Linked DNA regions of Homo sapiens: region 2 is linked to region 1. A link is a loop called in an ENCODE intact Hi-C map of the cell type or tissue named here. Cell type or tissue: endothelial cell of umbilical vein. All regions are shown on one strand. Links, peaks and the distances in the headings refer to the core of each region. The heading gives the core; the rest is flanking DNA.

The links. A loop is a pair of places that touch in the nucleus more often than their neighbours do. Peaks named below come from ENCODE experiments on the same cell type or tissue, not always from the same donor. Only the 100,000 strongest peaks of a DNase experiment are listed, where the experiment ranks them.
Region 2: it touches region 1 in a loop (2.6-fold over the local background); 1 of 110 quality-filtered maps calls a loop at or near these places.

What each region holds. Positions count from the first base shown.
Region 1 is chr6:13,192,753-13,198,214 of GRCh38, reverse strand. The region is part of intron 7 of PHACTR1 (phosphatase and actin regulator 1); the gene reads right to left. Among named protein-coding and RNA genes, the nearest start is that of TBC1D7, 130 kb to the left of the region's middle. RefSeq lists a silencer at 3,056-3,145. In endothelial cell of umbilical vein, for the core only: a CTCF peak has its summit at 3,162 (motif pointing left); a DNase peak (open chromatin) is centred at 3,144.
Region 2 is chr6:12,955,198-12,960,659 of GRCh38, reverse strand. The region is part of intron 4 of PHACTR1 (phosphatase and actin regulator 1); the gene reads right to left. LOC124901262 (a long non-coding RNA gene) reads left to right here. Exons shown (of 2, transcript XR_007059459.1): 2 at 1-1,850. Among named protein-coding and RNA genes, the nearest start is that of PHACTR1, 240 kb to the right of the region's middle. RefSeq lists an enhancer at 4,098-4,889. In endothelial cell of umbilical vein, for the core only: a CTCF peak has its summit at 2,695; DNase peaks (open chromatin) are centred at 2,169, 2,949 and 3,179; H3K4me3 peaks cover 1,730 bases; H3K27ac peaks cover 1,496 bases.

The DNA.
Region 1 (5,462 bases), core at 108-5,107:
TAGTAATTATTAAATTTCACTGAGCGTGGCTATTTCCTCCTGTTTTACCTGCTAGAATGAACTAAGCCTAGTGCATAGTAGATACCCAATAAACGTTTGTTTATCTTTTCATCATGTCTTCAGGGCAACGGGAAAAGGTGGAACTCAGTGACTGGTTTCTGCTGTATTAAAGGTCTGCGAGTCAAAGTGTGGCCAATGGACTAGCAGGAGCCACATGGCCTGGGACCTTATCAGAAAGGCAGATGCTCAGGGCCCACCCCAGACCCTCTGGCAAGATCTCTAGGGGACGCTGATCTATCAAGTCTGAGAAGCACCCCTGAAAGAGGCATTCCTTTCCAAAGAGGCTACTCCCTCCATAGGCAAAATAACAAATGCCCAGAGCCTTGTGGAGGAGGAGATTATCCCAGCACTGCTCTGGGAGGGCTGGGAAGGAGGTGCAGAGGCTTCTGCTGTGGGCCGAGGGCAGAATGTCCTGGTGAAACCACCACTGGCTTAGAACTCAGAAGAATGATTCTAGATCCTTGAGGGATAGCATTAGGAGACATACCTAATGTAAATGACCAGTTAATGGGTGCAGCACACCAACATGGCACATGTATACATATGTAACAAACCTGCACATTGTGCACATGTACCCTAGAACTTAAGGTATAATAATAATAATAAAAAAAAAAGGAACTCAGAAGAGCTGGGGTTTAAGTACAGCTCCAAGACCAAGAAACTTTGTTACTCTTCCTAAGACATTTAGCTTTCCTGAGCCTCAGTTTTCTCATCTGTAGAAAGGGAGTATTGCCCAGAGTATAGATCTGTAATGAGAAGTAAATAGATTAATAACTACACAGCTCCATGCAAGGTGCTGAGGGGACCTTAGGGTTGAAATCTAGCCTGAGGCCTGCCCTGGTGTGGGGCTGATTCACTCTAGAGGAAGGGGCATCCTCTACAGGGCACTTTTTCTAATTTTACAAAGTCTCCATATAGGTCAGCAGAAGGCCTGAGTATAAAGTAGCCCCCGTACAGTCCTTGATGCATCAGAGGAGATCAGCAAATGTAGTCTTGATTCTGAGACAAACATCATAATACATTCCCCACCTCTGCCATAGGTTGTTTGGAGGGTCAGACAGGATCACGTGAACGTGCTTTGTAAATTGCAAAGTACCTTATATAGCTGCAGTGTTGCTAATAGGGCTTTCACCACACTTCTGAAAATCCACCTATCCTGATGCTTTCCAGCCTGGGGTGGGAAGGTAGAAGCCAAAAAAACAACAGAGAGTGTTTAATATGTGGTGGTACTATCATAAGTAAGCAGTGGAAAAGAGCAGAGGTGATTGGAAAGTGAATCAAGTAATAGAGCAGAGAGGCTTGCGAAAGACTTCCATGGCGGTTCTCCATGCTTGCAACAAAACACCACCACAAAATGCTCCAGGAGAGGTTTCTAGGTTTCAGTGTATTGTTCTGATGCACACCGCACTACATCGGTATTGAAAACTAGTGACTGGGGCCGGGTGCAGTGGGTCAAGCCTGTAATCCCAGTACTTTGGGAGGCCAAGGCGGGCGGATCACGAGGTTAGGAGTTCAAGACCAGCCTGACCAACATGGTGAAACCCTGTCTTTAAAAAAAGTACAAAAATTAGCTGGGCGCAGTGGCATGCGCCTGTAGTCCCAGCTACTTGGGAGGCTGAGGCAGGAGAATCGCTTGAACCTGGGAAGCGGAGGTTGCAGTGAGCTGAGATTGTACCACTGCGCTCCACCGTGGGCAACAGAGTGAGACTCTGTCTCAAAAAACAAAAAAAAAAAGAAAGAAAACCAGTGGATGATCTAGGAGTCTGAAAACCTGCGTCCTTTGCTTTTAACTGCCTGAGGAAGACATCTAACCTTCCTGGGATTTTGTCTCTTTACCTCTAAAGATCCTAGAATAAAAATGCCTCCTTTCCCTTGATTCCTGGGATAAAAATGCCTCCTTTCCCTTGACAGCACCTCACTGAATAAATGGTTTTGCATCTATCTGATGCATGATATTTATTAATTGTTGGAGGATACACACTACTTCTTGCCTTTCTAATGATGATGGTGGCTGCTCCTGCTGGGAAACACACAGAGCTCTCTGCTTGCTGACTTATTTCTGCAGCTAGACTGATTGAGATGCAGTGTATTCATAAAACTGTCTCTGTTGATGGAGTGGAAGAAGCAAAAACGACCAGTTCCAGAGAACAAGGAAAATAAACCCAAACCGTGAATGTCACAGAGCCATAAAACCCAAGAGGGCTGTATTTCCAAACCTGACACAGCCCTGGCTGATGACTTCAGACAAGGAAAGAAAAAGCAAAGATGACTTCTAAAGTTGGTCCTTGTGCCGTATGGCTGTAGCCGACACACGGAATAAGTGTGGACTAAATAAATACACCTCTAACCTCTCTTCTTACCACCACAAATGAACTTTTTTTTTTTTTTTTTTTTTTTGAGACGGTGTCTCTCTCTGTCGCCCAGGCTGGAGTACAGTGGCGCGATCTCAGCTCACTGCAATGTCCGCCTTCTGGGTTCAAGCAATTTTCATGCTTCAGCCTCCTGAGTAGCTGGGATTACAGGTGCTCGCCACAACGCCCAGCTAATTTTTGTAGTTTCAGTAGAGATGGGGGTTTCACCATGTTGGCCAGGCTGGTCTCAAACTCCCAACCTCAAGTGATCCCTTCATCTCGGCCTCCTGAAGTGCTGGGATTACAGGCATGAGCCACCGCGCCAGGCCACAAATGAACTTTTTAATCAGCACCTGCTATAGAGGCCCATTTGTAACTGCTGCTGTATCGGCAGTTACTTGTCAATGAGCACAGCACTTAGTGCCCAATGAATAAAGGTGTTGCAAAATTTTCTCAGTCATTTGCCAACTAGTTGCAGTGAGTTGGAATTACTTATCTCCTTTAATTACTTAACCTTAGCTATAGGTACTCCACCTGAAGATGGTGGACTATAATAAAGGGCCTATTGGCAGTATATCTGGAACAGAAATGAGAGTCTAGCATCACTAATCTACTAAATCAGATTCCCCTTGGCTGCAAGAAAGAGGTCAACAGGAGCTCCATCAGTTCCTTCAGAACACGAGGCCCGCCTAGGGATGATCACTCGCCTGGCGTTTTGCCTTGGTCAAAGGCAAAATGTGCTGACTGACCCCTTGTGGTGAGAGGGATGATGTTGAGAGAAACAAGAGTAATGAAAAAAATGTTATTTTTGTGAAATGCCCCAAACCTGGCTTTCCCTTCCAAGCCAGGTCAGCATGTGAAAACCACAGCAGACATCTGGCCTCCGTGAGGACCGTCCTCAGATCTGGAATCATAACCTCAAGGGCCATGATAACATACACAACCCTGGCACCCTCAGCTGACTTAGTTTCAGAGCCGCTTTCTACAAAGAAACATTAAATTTAAAAAAAAATTTTACTAGACAAATAATAATTGTAGATATTCATGGGATGACATTTTGATACATATTTGTAATGTGGGATGATTAAATCAGGCTAATTAACAAATCCATCACCTTACATACTTATCATGTTTTGGCAGTGAAAACATTTAAAATCTTCTGTCTTGGCAATTTTGAAATATACAATCCATTATTAAATGTACCCTGGGAAGATGGCCATGAGTAGGGAAGGACTGGAGAGGAGAGTCACTCTCCAGCTAACTGAGTCACTTAGGCACGTCACCCTTGCAGGGCATGTAATTCAGTTAGTTTTTTTTTTTTTCTTCAATAAAATTACACAGTATTCATTGCCAGAGAACTGCTCTCTTTTCTTTTTCCTTTCTTTCTTTTTTTTTTTTTTTTGAGACGGAGTCTTGCTCTGTCACCAGGCTGGAGTGCAGTGGTGTGATCTTGGCTCACTGCAACCTCCACCTCCTGGGTTCAAGCAATTCTCCTGCCTCAGCCTCCTGAGTAGCTGGGACTACAGGCACGCGCCACCACGCCCAGCTAATTTTTGTATTTTTAGTAAAGACAGGGTTTCACTATGTTGGCCAGGATGGTCTTGATCTCTTGACCTCGTGATCTGCCCACCTTGGCCTCCCAAAGTACTGGGATTACAGGCGTGAGCCATCGCGCCCAGCCCAGGAAACTGCTCTCAAAGAGTCAAAATGGTAGATGTCCTTCTAATCATGGAACAAACACCTGTTGAGAGGATCAGTAAGTATTTTGTGAGAAATTATAAATCACCTATATAAAAACACATCATATTGTTTATGTCTGCAGCCATGGACTGGTGCTGCTGCTCCTAGGGAGACCGGAAGAGAAGAATGCCCTTCAATTGATCACTGTGCTGTTGAACCTGGGCCTTCTGCAGGACAGGCATAAAGGAGGGTGAGAAATGCAGAGATGGAGAGATGAAAGGATCATTCATTCATCCAAGCAGATAGGGAATCAAATCAAAGTCACCACGTCATCAGGGTGAGCATCGACACATTCATCTGCTCTCAAAACATGCAAAACAGGAGATAGACGTATGAAGTTTGAAAGTAAATTGAGATCATATAAAAGAAAATACTGAGCTGGATGTGGCAGATCTCGCCTGTAGTCCCAGTTACTTGGGAGGCTGAGGCAGGAGGACTGTTTGAGCCCAGGAGTTGGAGATCAGTCTGGGCAACATCGAGAGACCTTGTCTCTAAAAAAATTTTAAAAAATTAGCTGGGAGTAGTGGCGCATGCCTATAGTCCCAGCTACTTGGGAGGCTGAGGTGGGATGATCATTTGAGCCCAGGAATTTGAGGATGCAGTGAGCTATGATCATGCCACTGCACTCCAAGTTGGACAACATAGTGAGACCGCATCTCAACATACACTCCCCAAAACTATATATATATATATATATATATATATACACAGAGAGCTATTAAGAGGTAGAATATTCATGGTGACAGTGTAAGTTCAAGCTAGATCCATAAATACTTTAAAGGAAAAACAAGGATGGCTGCAGCTCATCTCTTACCTTGCATCTCTTGGATGCAGGATGATATTTATTCACTGTTGGAGGTCACACTCGTATTTTTTGCATTTACAATGATGTTAATGGCTGGTCTAACTGTCTGTAGTTGGTGTGTGTAAGAGCATGCCTGTTTCCTTCCAAAATTCTTAGTGTACGGCCTGAGAACTACGGCTGGACCATGAGTTTGACCAATATGGATGACTGTCATGTTCTAACTGCTACTCTTTAAAGGGGTTGCTTTTACATCTAGGTTATCATGTTTCCTTCAAACACTACAGAATACAGGGGAATCAGGGTTAATTTATGGCAGAACTTAGAACTGGAGAACATTTTGCTAACTTCCCTAAAATGCAAGTATCCTGCTATGAAGATACAGGCAAAAGATCATCAAACTCCTCCTTCAGCAACAGGGCTTCTCTCCCTCACAAAGCCTCCTGTTCAGCATTAGCTAAGGACTCAGCAGGGAACACATCAGATTAAATCCCTGCCCTCATGAAACT
Region 2 (5,462 bases), core at 123-5,122, 240 kb after region 1:
CCATTAGAAGGTGTTTGGGGCTGTCCGGAGACAAGGGCTACTTTGTCCTTGTTGGACCCTCCCTGGTGTGGGGTCGCTGTGACCCAGTGGTAGAGTGCAGGGAGTCTGGGGACAAATGTTGTTTATCTGGTGCTGCCACTGATGCCCTCTGTGGCTTAAACCAGTTCAATTGACCCTTCTGTCCAAAACACGCAGACACTCGTGCCTTCTCATCTAGAGAAATACAAGTGTTATTGAATTAATTCCAAAATATTTGTAGGAGCACAAATGTGAGCTAAAGTTTCACACATATTCTTTACTCACTGGCACATTCAAGGGAAAAAGTGACCTGGTGTTTCAAGTACTTTGTGGTCACTAGACACCATAAATGATAACAACAATAATAGCAAGTACTTTTTCAGGCACTAAGTGTGCCAGGCACAGCACTACGCGATGTTCTATATAATTTACTTCCCATACAGCCTGTGAGGTAAAGCAATGTTACTCTCCAATTTTATGGATGAGGAAACTGAGCCTTAGAAAGATCAACAAACTTTCTCAATGTCACTCACTGAAAAGGTAGCAGAATTGGAATGCAAACCTCAGTCAACCGAACTAAAAAAAACTGAAGCTTTTAATCAAAGCACCTTGATTTCCATAAAGACTGAATTTTCAAAATCTGTCCTATTTCACCAGTTGTCCCATAAATGTTGGACTATCCCAGAAATGAACAAAACCTGGCATCCAAACTGCATTTCTCAGACTGTTTCTCACACTGAAAGCAACATAAAAGTCCTCTGTAAGATCACAAGTCCTGGTCCTTGATATAGAAAATGTGGGCACCATGATCTATGCAGAGGAGCAAATTTTAGAGAATTAGAGTGGAAGGCAATGCACTCAAAACCAAAACTATTTTGAGCATCTTGTTATCTTCTGTGATTTGGGAGGCACTAAAGAGCCTTGTAGTACCTGGAGGTCATCCTCATGAATCTCAGTCCTCATGATATTATTGAAGTGTAGAAAGGTAGGTTTCCAGCAAGTTTCAACAGATGGAAATCCAGATAAAAGGAACTCACTCTGCTGATATTAATTATTTAAGCAGTGTTTTCTCGAGGGACTGCCATGGCCTTAAAAAGGGGCTCTATGAGCTGTTCTTTTATATTATGAATATTTGTAATACTATAGCATCTACATTTCAAGTGTGGGCTTTAGTGAAAAACTTTGTTATGCTTTTTTAGCTTTGTTGTTTAGTTTTGTTTGTTGAGCATCAGAAGAGATGGGAGTGATAGGGCCACAGTAGAGAAAAGACTAAAAATTCATGATCCACAGTCTTTTTGCTTCCCAAATATGGACCATGGTTTTGAAGATTTAAGAACCACAGATTTAAGATCATTTTTTAATTCCGATATACAAATATCCTCTTAAAAGATAATTGTACCACTTTAAAGAGTTGTTTCTGTTTTCTTTTCTTTTTTTTTTCTTTTCTTTTTTTTTTTTTTTTTTTGAGATAAAGTCTCACTCTATCACCCAGGCAAGAGGGCAGTGGTGAGATCTGGGCTCACTGCAGCCTCCGCCTCCTGGGTTCAAGCTATTCTCATGCCACAGGCTCCCCAGTAGCTGGGACTACAGGTGTGTGCCACCACACCCAGCTAATTTTTGTATTTTTAGTAGAGACAGGGTTTCACCATGTTGGCCAGGCTGGTCTTGAACTCCTGACCTCAAGTGATCCACCTGCCTTGGTCTCCCACAGTGCTGGGATTATAGGCGTGAGCCACCGTGCCCGACCCCTCTTTAAAGAGTTGTTTCTATCAGATACATTCAACTCATATAATTTGCCCAAACTGAGAGAAGGGCAGAAAAAGAAGGAAAGGCAGTGAAAACTTGAATGCCTCTTTGTAGATATTATTCTAAGGACACTTTCCTTTTGGTTCTAACATCACCATATTTTGTTTAGAGCAGCTCATGGGGCCAAACAATAAAAAAGAAATAACAATTAGAAATGAACTCTTTCAAACTAACATCTTGTTTATTTCTCAGGCTCTTTAGAAGTCAGTGTTAAAAGAATCCATGTAGCATTTCTTATTCATGCTGAGTGAGCTGTTATCAGTTCCCGTATTGATTTCTATCTCCACGCAGCAAGCCTCAAAATGCCACTGCCCCAAGCTGGAATCCCACCAAGCCTATCCCTTATGTTTCCGTTTATTTTCCAAGTCGTCTTTCCTTTTTCTTCAGCCACAAATTCTCCCTGAACCCACTTTCCCCAAAATAACAGCTGCGGATTCAATTTTTCCTTTCCTGTCTCTTTAAGTCAGAAACTTCCTGAGGTTCCTAAGAGCTGCCTGCCTCAGCAGGCACCAGGACTCCCAGCAAGTCTCCATTGCAGTGAGATTTGCAAGTGAATCTCCTTTGAAAATCATCACCAGTTTTGTATCCATCTCTTCTGACTTTGAGGCATCTACACTAACACCGTGGGCTCCAGCCTATCCTATGAACCCGGCCCGAGGATTTCAAAACCAAATCTATTGATATTGGCAGCTCCATCAAAGGAAAATTCTCTAAACCGAACAAAGCATAAAACCAATACAAAATCCATCTAACAAATAAACAAAAGGCAATAACATGATTTCAGACGCCAATGCCTACCTTAAAGGCTGCCCAAAGCTCTTTGCTCCCACATGCATCCGCCTCTCTGGGTCTGTTTCCTGGCTTTCCAATAGCTGTGCTTTCTTAAATTGAGCAACAGTCTCCTCAAGTGTCGGGCTCTGAAAATACACATGCTACACACGCCCATGCAGCCTCTCGGTGCCAGGCAGCCCCTTCGCCTTCCTTCCCGGCCGTGCCAATTCCCTGGCCGCTGACCAGCTCCCACGTGGGATGGAATGGAGAAGGGGAGGGTGTCAACCAAAGTCGGGGGATGGATTCAACTCACCGTGGACTAGGTGGCCACCCATCTGGCATGAAGGGTCCATTTTATCCCTTTTCTAACCTAAAACCGCCTCCACGATGGTCTCTCCAGCCTCACTCAGAGCCCAGAACAGTTGGCAGGCACACCAACCCCTCCTGGGTGTGACCTGCGGGTACTCAGACGTCTCTAAAGTGGCAGCCTCCAGCCGGTGGGGCACAGACTGCCTCTTACCTTCACAGAGCCCCAGTCCTTAGAAGCCCAGCTGGCGTCTCCAAGGAGTCCTGCGTTTTACTTGACATTGGAGGCAACCGGTTGCAGAAACAGGGAACATTTCAAAATGAAACAGAAAGTAACCCGGGGATCCAAACCAGACCCCCGACCTGCCTCGGCCGTCCCCAATCTCTGGGAGTCTTCTGACTCAGCAAGCCTGTACAGCTGTTTCAGCCTGGAGAGGATTCAGAGGAAATGCAGCTTGGAAGTCTGGAACTCACAGCCTGGGCTTTTTTTTTTTTTTTTTTTTGAGTATTTGTTGAGCTTTTTAACATGCAGTTTGTCTCCTTCTGCAGGGAATTACTCAGTGATCCCGTCACCTGACTCAGGGCAGTTCCATTATATAATTCTAACTGCTATTAGATCGCTGATCGGAAAACCACACTTGCCTCCCCTTTCCCCCACCCCCCAGCATCATCCACCCCACCCCGCCCCCTAGGAAGGGAAGAGGGAGGAAGACCTCAAAACGCGACACAATGACAATTAACTTTCCTTGAACCTTCCCTGGAAGGACTGCATTTTTGCAATGCACTTTAGTTCCCTTCGGTTCAATTCTTGAGTAGAGGACCTCCCAAATGCCCATGAGGAGTGAGTGGGAATTTCTCAGGATGGGACGGTAGCAGCTTTCCTGATTTTCTTTTAGGATGGTTCTCTGTAGGTGGGATAAGGCGCTGAATGGATTTTCAAATGATCAAGTGCGTCGTCAGTTGAAAAGCTTCAGGTAGATTTATAAAACATGTGCAAATAAAACCTAAAACCGAGAATCTTCTATTATTTTTTGCCACATTTCCGTGAAATGCCAAAGGGGTGGCTTGGGTTGAGGGGTCTTGAGCCAAAACCCCTGCCCTGACCTCGATCCTCATAAACCCTCTCCAGCCACCTCAAATAAGCATAATGCCCAAGGGACAACATCTTGCTTTGCTAGGCAAACATTTCTGAAAGGGCAAGCTCCCAGTCTCCACTTTCAACCATATTGCAACCCCTCAGGCCACTCTAGATAGACATTTTGAAGCCACGCCTGTCCTAGGTGAAGGTAATAGTAATAATTCCTCAATGCCCCCAGTCCCTGTCTTAGCATCTGTTATCTCTGTCCAGATGATACCCACTAAGGAGCAAGCATGTTCAAACAGAATCGACCCATGAGTGGAACTTAAGTGGCAATCAATGAGGGTAACACCTAAAGCATCACACAATACGACGATCAAGTTAAAAAACACTCCAGCCCATTTGCTTTTTCCATGTCAAAGCGCAGATGAACTATCTGCATAGCTCTCGGCTCCCAATCTTCTCCCAGCCAGCGGAGGCTTGTTGCTGAATACAGGAAAAGAACTATTTATGTTGATGAGAACAAATGCTAATGTTGGTCAGCCTTGTATGGGTTTTTCTAGTCTCACTCCTTTTCTCTCTCCTGGATCTTCCCAGCCCATAATCACCAGAGGAAACTACTTTCTCCCTCCTGCCTTCCTCCACTATTGTAAGTAATGTTAGATACTATTTTCATGTTAAAATATGTGACATTAGACAGATACAGTACCCTAAGAATCACTTTCAAAACACTTTGTAACTATCTATCCACATACCCCCCTGAGGTCAGCATGGGGTAATGACTGTTCTTATGGAGACCCAGAGAAGCCAGTGTCATAGGCGGGAGTTAGAAGACGGGTCTCCTACTCTTGGTGTTCCGCTTTGCAGAGGAAAACCCAGATAGACATGAGAAAAATATTAATGTGTAAACCTGAAAACCTGAATGACAGATTGATGTCTGTTTATGTCTCTCCCTCCAGGTGTAGTAAATACAAGCTATTGTGGCCGTTGCTACAGTAACTTCTTTCTTAATAAGAATAAAGACACATAGGAAGGTGTTAGAAAACATCAGGTGGTGAGACATTCATCAGTAATGGGAGGAGGATGCAGTAATAAAAAATATACCCTTGGCCTGTACATAGTCCTTAAATACTGGCACTGCAAATCTCAAATTTCTTAGACCAGCACTGTTCAATAGAAATATAATGTGGGGCCAGGCATGGTGGCTCAATCCTGTAATCCCAGTGCTTTGGGAGGCCAGGCGAGAATAGGAGTTTGAGACCAGTCTGGGCAACATAGCAAGACCCCGTTGCTATAAAAAATTTTTTTTAAAATTAAAAAATTAGCTGGTTGTGTGCACCTGTAATTCCAGCTACTGGGGAGGTTGAGGTGGGAGGATCCCTTGAGCCCAGGAGGTCAAAGCTACGGTGAGCCACGACTGTACTACTGCACTCCAGCCTGGGCAACAAAGCAAGATGCTATCTCTCTCAAAAAAAAAAAAAAA